Linked DNA regions of Homo sapiens: regions 2 and 3 are each linked to region 1. A link is a contact called in ENCODE Hi-C or POLR2A ChIA-PET data. All regions are on one chromosome and are shown on one strand. The core of a region is the stretch at or near the end of the contact, and the rest is flanking DNA. Distances in the headings are between cores, read along the strand shown.

Evidence for each region. Hi-C counts contacts between places; a loop is a spot of excess contacts on that map. ChIA-PET counts read pairs that join two places held with the same protein, here RNA polymerase II (POLR2A). Pooled maps may share reads with other maps.
Region 2: a pooled map shows a loop between it and region 1 (4-fold over the local background). The contact joins two enhancer-like sites. A Hi-C loop is called at or near these places in 2 of 50 pooled maps. POLR2A ChIA-PET finds 5 or more read pairs at or near these places in 3 of 52 experiments (Caco-2, PC-3 and activated T-cell).
Region 3: a loop to region 1 is called in a pooled map, with 14 times the contacts of the local background. The contact joins the promoter of NFAT5 here to the enhancer-like site in region 1. A Hi-C loop is called at or near these places in 5 of 50 pooled maps. POLR2A ChIA-PET finds 5 or more read pairs at or near these places in 2 of 52 experiments (H1 and activated CD4-positive, alpha-beta T cell).

The regions. Positions count from the first base shown.
Region 1 is chr16:69,165,040-69,168,378 of GRCh38, reverse strand. It overlaps UTP4 (UTP4 small subunit processome component), which reads right to left. Exons shown (of 17, transcript NM_032830.3): 15 at 2,853-3,038; 16 at 1,194-1,304. Among named protein-coding and RNA genes, the nearest start is that of SNTB2, 20 kb to the left of the region's middle. Within about 2 kb of position 1,683, at least 7 of the 41 ENCODE cell types and tissues checked have a DNase peak (open chromatin) inside an H3K27ac peak, as active enhancers do; they include PC-3, where a contact is called at or near this core.
Region 2 is chr16:68,666,606-68,669,944 of GRCh38, reverse strand. All of the region lies in intron 2 of CDH3 (cadherin 3), which reads right to left. Among named protein-coding and RNA genes, the nearest start is that of CDH3-AS1, 22 kb to the right of the region's middle. Within about 2 kb of position 1,729, at least 3 of the 41 ENCODE cell types and tissues checked have a DNase peak (open chromatin) inside an H3K27ac peak, as active enhancers do; they include PC-3, where a contact is called at or near this core.
Region 3 is chr16:69,564,425-69,567,763 of GRCh38, reverse strand. NFAT5 (nuclear factor of activated T cells 5) reads right to left here and starts at 1,798. Exons shown (of 15, transcript NM_138713.4): 1 at 1,390-1,798. The coding sequence starts at 1,462. MIR1538 (microRNA 1538) reads left to right here and starts at 1,896; the gene lies at 1,896-1,956. RefSeq lists silencers at 1,003-1,312, 1,333-1,602, 1,897-2,073, 1,793-2,172 and enhancers at 3,292-3,339, 2,834-3,339.

The DNA.
Region 1 (3,339 bases), core at 434-2,933:
CGGCAAGCTCCGCCTCCCGGGTTCACGCCATTCTCCCGCCTCAGCCTCCCGGGTAGCTGGGACTACAGGTGCCCACCACCACGCCCGGCTAATTTTTTGTATTTTTAGTAGAGATGGGGTTTCACCGTGTTAGCCAGGATGGTCTCGATCTCCTGAACTCGTGATCCGCCCACCTTGGCCTCCCAAAGTGCTGGGATTACAGGCGTGAGCCACTGCGCCCGGCCAAGATTGGGAGCTTTTAACTAAGTTCACTCATAAAAGGTCTCAGCAGGATTTTTTTACATTTCTCTGGATAGAAAATCTATGCTTCTTATATCTCAAGAATCAATGTTAAGCAAGGACTTTAAAGCCTAAGTTCTTTTTTTTCTCAGACAGAATCTCGATGTTACCCAGCCTGGAGTGCAGTGGTGCAATCATACTCACCGCAGCCTTGAACTCCTGAGCACAAGCTATCCTCCCATCTCAGCCTCTTGAGCAGCTGGGACTACAGGCATGCTCCACCACACCTAGCTAATTTTTATATTTTTTTTTTTTTTGTAGAGACAGGGTCTCACTATGTTGCCCAGACTGGTCTTGAACTCCAGCCTCAACCTCCTAAAGTACTGAGATTACAGGCGTGAATCACCATACCCAGCCTAAGGCAACTGACAACTGGCAAGCTACAAATGCATCAAGAAGCTAATCACATTTGAGTCATTTGAGTAATCAGTAATTTACAGAACTCTCCTTTTTTTTTTTTTGTTAATAGTGATGGGGTTTCACCATGGTGCCCAGGCTGGTTTTGAATTCCTGGGCTGAGGAGATCCACCTGCCTTGGCCTCCCAAAGTGCTGGGATTACAGGTATGAGCTACCAAGCCCAGCCTGCTTGACATTTATCCTATGGAACACTCCAACAAGTAAAATTTAAAGCCAGCTCTCATGACAACAAAGACTCTACCCTCAGCGCCAACATTTCTCACTACTTACGCATTTCATTTTGGTTAAGTATGATGTGCCTGCCTCTAACCTACTAAGGCAAGAACAATAAAACATATACAAGGGACAGCCAGCCTCAAAAAGGTGACTTGTCTCCCACAAGCCAGGTTCTCTGCATGGAAACTGAAGGTGCTCTTATCTTCCGATTGTGGAGTTTATTACATTTTGGTATCACAAAGGAACCAACTATCCAGAATAACAACACAAGATGTTTTACCTTATATATCTTAGAAATTTTAAAAGCATGAGCTGTGCGCCTCCGGATGACATCTGATTCATTCGTGGGAGGAAATGGATTGTAGAGTAAGGTTTTGTCATTTGGAAGGGGCTAAAAAAACAAAGACACATTGTTTAAATGGTTACTTTTATTGGGCTTCTGCAGACCAAAGATCTGTAGTGCATTTTGAGCCCAACATCATCTTCTAACCATCATATATATTCAGTACCTCCCTGACATTCGTTAATTCGGGAAAACAGCTGTAGCCATAATACCTCTATTCAGAAAAACTAGGGGGGAAAAAAAGAAGAAAAGGAGAGAGAGGGAGAAAGAGCTGAAGCTACTCTTGCAGCCACACTGTAGAGGGTGGGTGTATGAGGCAAAGAGAGCTTGTTAACTCCATGCAGCAAGATCAAAGGGCCCTTCTGCGGCTTCTGGCCTGTCTCATCAGTATCACTTTGTCAGAATGGAACAAACTGGCAAGTGCAGGAGCTCAGCCCACACAGGGTCTGTGCTTTCTAGACTCTCCCCCAACCAGATCACAGACTGGACAAGTGACTGGAGTTCTCCCCAGGCGAAACCTCAACACAAACCACCTGTGCTGATGTCACTGACACCTCGAGGTGGCCTCTGGCCAAAGAAATGATATTTTGTCTCTGACTTCCTGGGAAATAGCTATGCCTACTGTAAGGAAGCGATGAACTTAAAGCCAATGCTTTGGAAAAAATGATCTGGGCTCAATTACAAAGAGGCAAGAGAGTGGGAGGGGCCCTTCCTGTATCACTCATCTTGCAGAAGGCACTTGTCAGCCAGCTCTGCTTCCCACACCCAGAGGTCGCAGGGCCCACGAGATGATTCCAGTGACACATCCCCGTGCACACCTCCTTTAGAGCCATCTGCTGCTTTCCCCCATGTTCCTTCCACCCCCACCTTCACAAACACACCAAAACACCGTGTGATGGTTGTAATCTAAGCCCAAAGTGCAGGACAGGCATGGCCACAATGCTCCTAGGAAACAAAGCACCTGCCCAGAAAAGCCATACAAATTCAGGGTGAATCAAAACAGCAGCTGGCAAAGAGGACAGAATCTAAAACTGAAGAAAATGCTCGTATCCCATGTAAATCACAGCCATGAAGAATTTTCCTAGCTGGGTTTTTCGAAGATGTTAAGACCAGTTCCTCAAGCCTGCAGACAGCGTTTTAGTAGCTTTAGCGAAGGGGCACAGAGGTCAAAACCTCAGCCTGTACCTCCTTTAATGAAACCAGGTTATTCAGATACCCCAGAGTTCAAAGTTGAAAGCAAGTTAGCCAAATCAATGATACTTCCGGATGAGGGTCACCTTCCGAATACTGGCCTAATCACTTTTCTGTGTAAGATTTATGTGCTTACTCGCAAAGTAGACAAATAGTCAAATCAGCAAAAGCCAGTATACAAAGGCCAGCCCCTTCCCCGAGAGCCTCCCGAAGAACTGTGGGAACACAAACCAGGGAATCTGTAAAACAAAAGCCCCTCTCCTCCAAGAAATGTACTAGCTACCTGTATTCTGATTTACTAGCTACCTTTATTCTGAGTCTCTGTCCTCTTACCTTATTGTACTTGTTGCTTTTAGAACTTTAAGATTCAGAAGAAGATTTGGGAGGTAGCAGTGAAGAACTCACCAATGACTTGTCAATGATGCAGAACATGTAGGCATCATGGAGAAGGATGTGCATCGGTCTCTTGGGATGAAAACTGATGTGTGTGATAGGAGTATCCCTTTGGAGCCAAAGGTGGTGAAAGCCCTGCTTCTGGACAGTCCGGCTCCAATCTGTATACTGTTTGTCTGGGATGCTGTACTCAAATACCTGAGGGAGGACATGACATAGAGAAATGCAGGCTGGTACTCAGAAAGACCAGAAGGGCATTCTCATCCCTAACCAGAAAGTATCTATACAAAGCTTCAACTGTATTATATTCATTCTATGCTCTCCCAACACTTTTTTTTTTTTTTGAGATGGAGTCTCACTCTGCCACACAGGCTGGAGTGTAGTGGCGTGATCTCCGCTCACTGCAAGCTCCGCCTCCCCGGTTCAAGCCGTTCTCCTGCCTCAGCCTCCCAAATAGCTGGGACTATAGGCGCCCACGAGTACGCCCGGCTAATTTTTT
Region 2 (3,339 bases), core at 480-2,979, 500 kb after region 1:
GGGTCTTGCTGTTTCCCAGGCTGGTCTAGAACTCCTGGGCACAAGTGACCCTCCCACCTTGGCCTCCCAGGGTGCTGGGATTACAGGCATGAGCCACTGTGCCTGGCCACTTTTCTCAATCCTAAAACAGCCCTCTTCCTAAGGGAAGATCTTTAGCCAGTAAAGGGCTAACCAGACAATTCTGTCAATTATTTCCTTTAAGGAGAGACTCAATGACTCCAATCCTCTCCCACCAGGTAACCCAGAAGGAGGCTAATGGATTGACTCCCCTACTACTCAGAAGACTTAATCCCCAAAACTCTGAGAGCTGCTACCGCCCACCCCCCCCGCCACCCCACCAGGAGCTAGAAATCCTCTTCCCGCTGTCTACAAAATCTGCTTCCCACTAGAGTGTACAACTCACTCTACTACCCTGTCTTCTGGCATATTTCCACTGTTACATGGTTCCACATATTTGTAGCACAGTATCTGGGCTGTGCATCTATTTGTAGAAGGGACAGTGTCAATAATCAAGGGGAAGCCAACGGTCATGTATTATAGGTGTATGTGCCTCCCACTCAGGGTGCATATTCCAGATACATCTGAGGAGCTGGCCCCATCAGCTCTAAACTGCTTTGAGTTGGGTACAGAGCACAACCAAGGGGCAATGGTCCAGACTGATAGGAATAAGCTTCAAACACCCACTCTGCTCAGGATACCCAGCTAAGTGTTTTCCTACCCAAATCCTCACAAAATAACCTGCAATGTGGTATTACTTCTCCCAATCTGACAACTCAGGAAACAAGAGGCTGCCAGGGGTTGAACTGCCCCAGGAAGCAGCAAGATCAGGTTTCAAATCCTGAAGGCAGGGAAATAATGAAGAATACGAAATTTGGAGTCCAGAAGACTTGGATTCCAATCCCTATAATGTCACTTATCTATCACATGATTGGGCAAATTGTATGATTATATAGAAGCTCAGTTTCCTCATCTGGAAAATGAAACAATACCTACCTCATCAGGTTATTAGGAAGATTAAATGGGATAGTGTTCAAACAGCACTGAATACTGTGCCTGGCCCAGAGTAAGTAAGGTAAGCTCTCAATAAAAAGGTACCTTAGACTACTTACAATTAACCTAGGCTTCTGACATCCACATCCTGGCCTCTTTCTATGTATACCATCGAAAAATTCTCTCTCAAAGTGGGAAGAAGTTAGCTACAGCTGTATGCTTTACTCAACGGATGAAGCTGATCAAAGATGGTGACACATGGGACCAGAGGGCACAATAGGGAACTGGCTCAGTCTGCATTTGGAGAGGGCTGTTTTGTAGGGGTCCTCTGTGGTTTACCAGAGGAAGCAGAAGACGGAGATTTCATGAAAAAGCTGGCCTTTCTAGGGAAACTTGCTAGGCACATGTAGGAACATGAGTAGTCTTCTCTGCAAGCTATGAGTCAAGACATAGTAAATGGTAAGCCCTGGGGCAGATCATTACAATTTCCTCCCAGATGCTTCCTGGCACCACTGGCTTGTATCACTAGTTTCATAATGAAACTGATACGAAACCAGGTCTCATCATCACTCATCCCTCCTTTACCCCATCTTTTAATAGTCAGCGAAGTAAACTGACTCCTGTTCCTAACTGCAGCATGGTTCCACAAGGCCACACATCTTGGCCAAATCACGGGGGCATGAATGGGCTTGCATCAAACTCTTTCTGGGGCAACTTGATGATGAGCACATGGGGCAATAGTTCAGAATTTAAGGCTGGAAAATGAAAGCCTAAACATAGCTCTTTCTTCCACACCCATCCAGGGCTTCAGACAGTCATTTGACCGCATTAGCCTCAGTTTCTCCCACAAGGATTCTGAATTACAAGGTCAATGAACCTGATGAAGAGGTGCCTGCTCTACCAATATAAATGGACAGCTTTTAGCACTGAGCCTAAATGTACATTCCCTAAAATACTGTCGGGGAAGGGAAAAAGGGAATCAGTAACCTGAGGCTGCTTCTAGAGAAATTAACAATTAATATCATAGGACACATTATAGGTAAAAATAAATAAAAAGAGAAATTAACAACAAAAAAGCCAGAGCTCTATGTATCTGCACTCGATAGAAGACATCCAATGGAAACCAGGAGTCTCTGGCCTATGTTCAAAGCTCCTCTCTAAAGATCATCCTGCCAAGCCTGGCCTCGGGTCCTGAACTGGCGCCACTAATAAAACTTGGGCAAGAAGAGTTTGGTCCCTGGGGTACTAGAGCTATTGGGAAAAGAAAGCTTTTTAAATAGACTTATAAGAATTGATGGATGCTGGGCTAAGAACTCATTCCTCTTATGTTCCAGGCCTGCTTTTAGGTTGGAATTTGCCTAGACACCTCCATACTCCCAAGGGAATACCCTTGAAGGTCAGGAGCTTGTCTCTTCCTGGAGGTGCTATCTGGTCCTGATGTCCAACATTACTGGATGTTCTGGCAAAATAAAACCACCCATCTTTCCGTAGACAAAATGTCCATCAAGTGATCACTCTCCACCAATTTCCCTACTGATCTCTGGGTATTTTGACTAGAGGAAAAGGAAAACATCATCTTAAACATATTGTGGCCAAAAGGCAGCCTGGGGAGTTGGGGGAAGAGATTGCCTAGGAAATTTCTATTCTAGCTTGCTTTAGGGACATACCTAGCTCACAAAACAAACAAATTTGTCCTTATAGCTATCACTACCTTCTGTTAAGGGATTGGGATAAGAGGGCACCGGGGAAAAGTAGGTGGAAGTGACTTGAAGAAAGATTCTGGCATTTTTCCTAAGTAAAACTACATATAGAAAAAAGTTCACCAACTAAGAAATACAAATTAAAAGGGCAAGTGCTGTGTCACAGTTGGGAACCGGGTGCTGCTATATATTGCTAGGGGTGGGGGAATATTAACTGGCACAACCTTTCTGGCAAATTAAAATGCCTTAAACAAGCCCATTGACCCAGGAATTGTGCCAAGATACCATCCCAGATGTGACAAAACCATACCTGCCAGGATGTTCGTGACTTGCTTAATAGGGAAAAAAAGCAAAAAAAGGTCTCAACAACCTAACTCTCAACAGAACAGTTAATTATGCTGTGCCACAGTCACCCAAATGCCTAATCTACAGCCTTAAATACTATAAAAGAAAACCTACCCAGGAAAAAGTATTTTGCAGAGGGGGGAAAAAAGCAGGTCATAAAGCCATTTATAGCATAAGGCTGACAATTATTATATAAAATATTTATAGTTTTATTCTTGTACCAAAAAGAAGAGAGAGAGAGGGGCTGAGCCCTGGTGCCAAGGCTGTGGTCTGCCTCTCTCCGTCACCAAGTATTTTCCACGCA
Region 3 (3,339 bases), core at 549-3,048, 400 kb before region 1:
TAAAGTACCTCAGGTAATGTTGCCCGAAAAACATCCTACAGGATGGTGGCTGCCAACTAAAGTCATTGGAGCAACAGACAGTGGCTACAATTACTAAGTAGGACTCTGTGTACAAAATCAATGGTCAGTCTGTAAAGTCCAGCACCTTTCAGAGTAAACCATCTCACTCTGATTCACTTAAACAATTTAGATACACTAGTAGGAAGGTGAAGTCCCTTTTTTGGAGGGGGTGGAATAAGCAAATGGATGGATACATCAAACCAAAAGCAGAAGAAACACCTACATTTTTTTTTACACGGTGAAATGAATAGTTAACAACCCAGTTATGTCTTTTGCCCCCTCCCGGTGGTTTAAAAAGCGTAAAGAGCGCAGTGGGAATATTTTGGTTTTGAAGCCCCTTGCACAGGGAACCTGTTCTGACACATTCTTGTGGTGTCCAGTAAAGGAATTTCACCTGAGTAGGGATCAGCTCCAGTGCTAATATTTCAGATGCTGGGAATCCCCTGCAGGCCTTAGCCAAAAGAGTTCTTAAATGAAAAGTCTCTGCCTGAGCTCCCTCCCTGCAACCAGCCCTTGAACGGAAAAGCAGAGAAAATTCTCAAAGGACAGCGTCTGTGCCTGGGCTGGTCCTCCTGGGAGAGGAGAGGAATAAAACCAATCCAGAGAGGGCACCCCCATCTTTGTAAAGGAGAAGGGAGAAGTAATTAGAATGCCACGGAGGTGGGAAGAGAAAAAAAAAGAAAAGAAAATTCGGGCCCTTTCCATCGGGCCCTTTCCAGCAAGAAGATGACGAGGAAAGGAAGAACGCCTGGTCGAGGGGGGCTGTCCCAACATGGGGAGGGAGTGGACTAGGCCGGAGGGAGAGGGGGTGGAACGACGGCGCAAAAACAAGCTGGAAAGGGAGGAAAATGGTGACCCTGCACTCAGAACCGGCTCCAGGCCACGCCGCCCGCTTGGGGGCAACTTTGCTGGGGAGGAGGGTCCCGGTAAGAGAAGACGCGGCGCCCCGATCGCGGTGGCCCCAGCGCGGGGCCCAGTCTGGGGCCATCCCCGAGCCCGGGAGGCCGGGGCCGGCGGCTCGCGGAGCCTGGCGGGGCCGGACGGGCTGAGAGCGGCTAGAAGCGACCGGTGCCGCAGAGCCCCGGGGGCCGACGGAATCTGGGCCCCGAGCGGCCGGCGGCTCCGCGGGGGAGGGGCCGCCACTGCTCCGCCCGCCCCCTCCACCGTCACCCCGATCCCTTCGGCCTCTGCCCGCTCCGGCCAAAGAAGCCATGGGGGTCGCGGCTCAGCCGCCCCCGGCGGGACGGGGACCCCTCGCCTCCCCTGGCCCTGTCTCCCTGTCTCCCTGTCTCCCCGCCCCCACGCCCCACCCCCCACAGCCTGACTCACCTCGCGAGTAGAGGGACTTGGGCGATTCCAGGTCTAGGTCCGCGCTGAGCAATGAGATGAAGTCCGAGGGCATCGCAGCTCGACCCAGCCCGGCCCGAGGGCAGCGGGAGGGGGGGAGCGGCGGTGGCGGCGGCACCTCCTCTCCGGGACCGCGGGCACCGAACCGGGGGCGGCGACGCGAGGGCGGCTGCCGCTGCCTCCTCCTCGAGGGTAGTGACTTCCACTGGGCCGAGGACCGAGGAAACGATGGCGAGGTGGAGGGGGAACTCCACGGGGACTGATTCTCGGTGACCAGGAGAGGGGTTCAGGACGGGGAAGGGGAAGGGGGAGAGCCAAAGGGTCCGTTTCGTGTTTCTCCTCAGCGAAAACTGACGGTCGCCGCCACCGCCGCCGCCGCTGACAGGAATCTGAGCCCCGCCCCCGTGGGGCACAGCGCAGGCGCGGAGGGGGGTGCCCGGGAGCGCGGAAGAGCCGTGGCGGCCCCCGGAGGGCGGGGAGGCGCGCCAGGGAACAGCAGCAACATGGGCCTCGCTTCCTGCCGGCGCGGCCCGGGCTGCTGCTGTTCCTGAGCCGGGAAAGGGCCCCGCTGCCAGGGTGGGAGGGGGGGAGGCTGGGAGGTGGCCGCGCGCTGGGGCCCCGGGGAGGGAAAAGGTATTTGCAACGACCTGGTGGCGGCGAGCCTGAGGCGGCCGGCCCCGAGCAGAGCTGAGCGCAGGAGACAGAGCCGAGAGAAGCGAGAGGTCTGCGCGAGCCGGGGACGGACCCCAGAGGCCGGCGGCGGACGGGCCTGGCTGGCCCGGGGTCTCGCAGGGGACCGGAGTGTCATCGCCCGGACAGCCGCCAACCCTTTGGGGTTTGCATAGCAGTGTGTACAAAGGGACTGTCAAACCCATTTCTTAATTAGGAAATGGCAAACCGTATCCCAAAAACCTCGAGTTATTGATTTTTAATTAAAGTACTTTCTCCCCTAACACTCCCCTCCTACCTTTGGAGGCTGAAATTTTTTTTAAAAAAAACGATCTCTCTGATTGTGCTGGGGCATCCGGGTTATTCGGAGTGGGACATAGAAGACAATTAAAAAATTGGATCATGTGAATCCACCTGGCTGTTCTAGAGGAAAAACAGGTAAAAAGCAAACCTCAACGCTACTCTTCCAAACAGTTTTTCTTTTTTCTGTTTCTTTTTTTTTCCTTTTGGACTAGGCAAAGATGGAGGAAGAACGCATTTAACTGAGTTTTTGCTCTTGCTTTTCTGTTCGTGGAGCCAAAAGTTTCCGTTGCAAAAATTTAAAATCCTCACCCACACCGCAGAGCGTTTTCTGATTCTAATAGACTTCTGAGAAATTTTTAATCAAGTTATTGAAATATTACCTGGAGTGCAGGGTGTGCATCTTGGGAAGTAATTTTAATCTTGTGTGGAATATTGATGCCAGTAGCCACGTGGGCATGGTTTTTAAGCTATTCGAATGGTTTCGTTTTTTATCTACAAGGATAGTTACAACTCATGAAAATCAGTCTGTTGTAATATGTGTATGTGTATATATATGCACACATATATATACATACATATATACACACATATATACATATATATATAATTATAGAGACTTTTTCCCATGAAATTGAGCAGTTCTCGGGACTTGGAGTGCTAGGGTTGGGGTAAGAAGCTCTCAGCAAAGGAGGGCCCAGTACAGATGTCGCTGAGGCAAGGCCCTTTACAAAGTTTTACCTGTAGACCTAGAATTTAAACGTGTGTCATCAGAGCTCACCTATCTTTCATCTCAACATTTGATTCAGGTTGCCCAGTTGTCTTCACTGAATTGTGTGTAGTAATCAATCCTGTGAACATTTTTCTTTTGTCGGAGGTTCAGAAAGCTTTTCAGAGCCACCCCAAGATGGCAAAGCAGAACAAGAAACTGCCCTCAAATTGCCATCTCTGCTGTATGGTGTC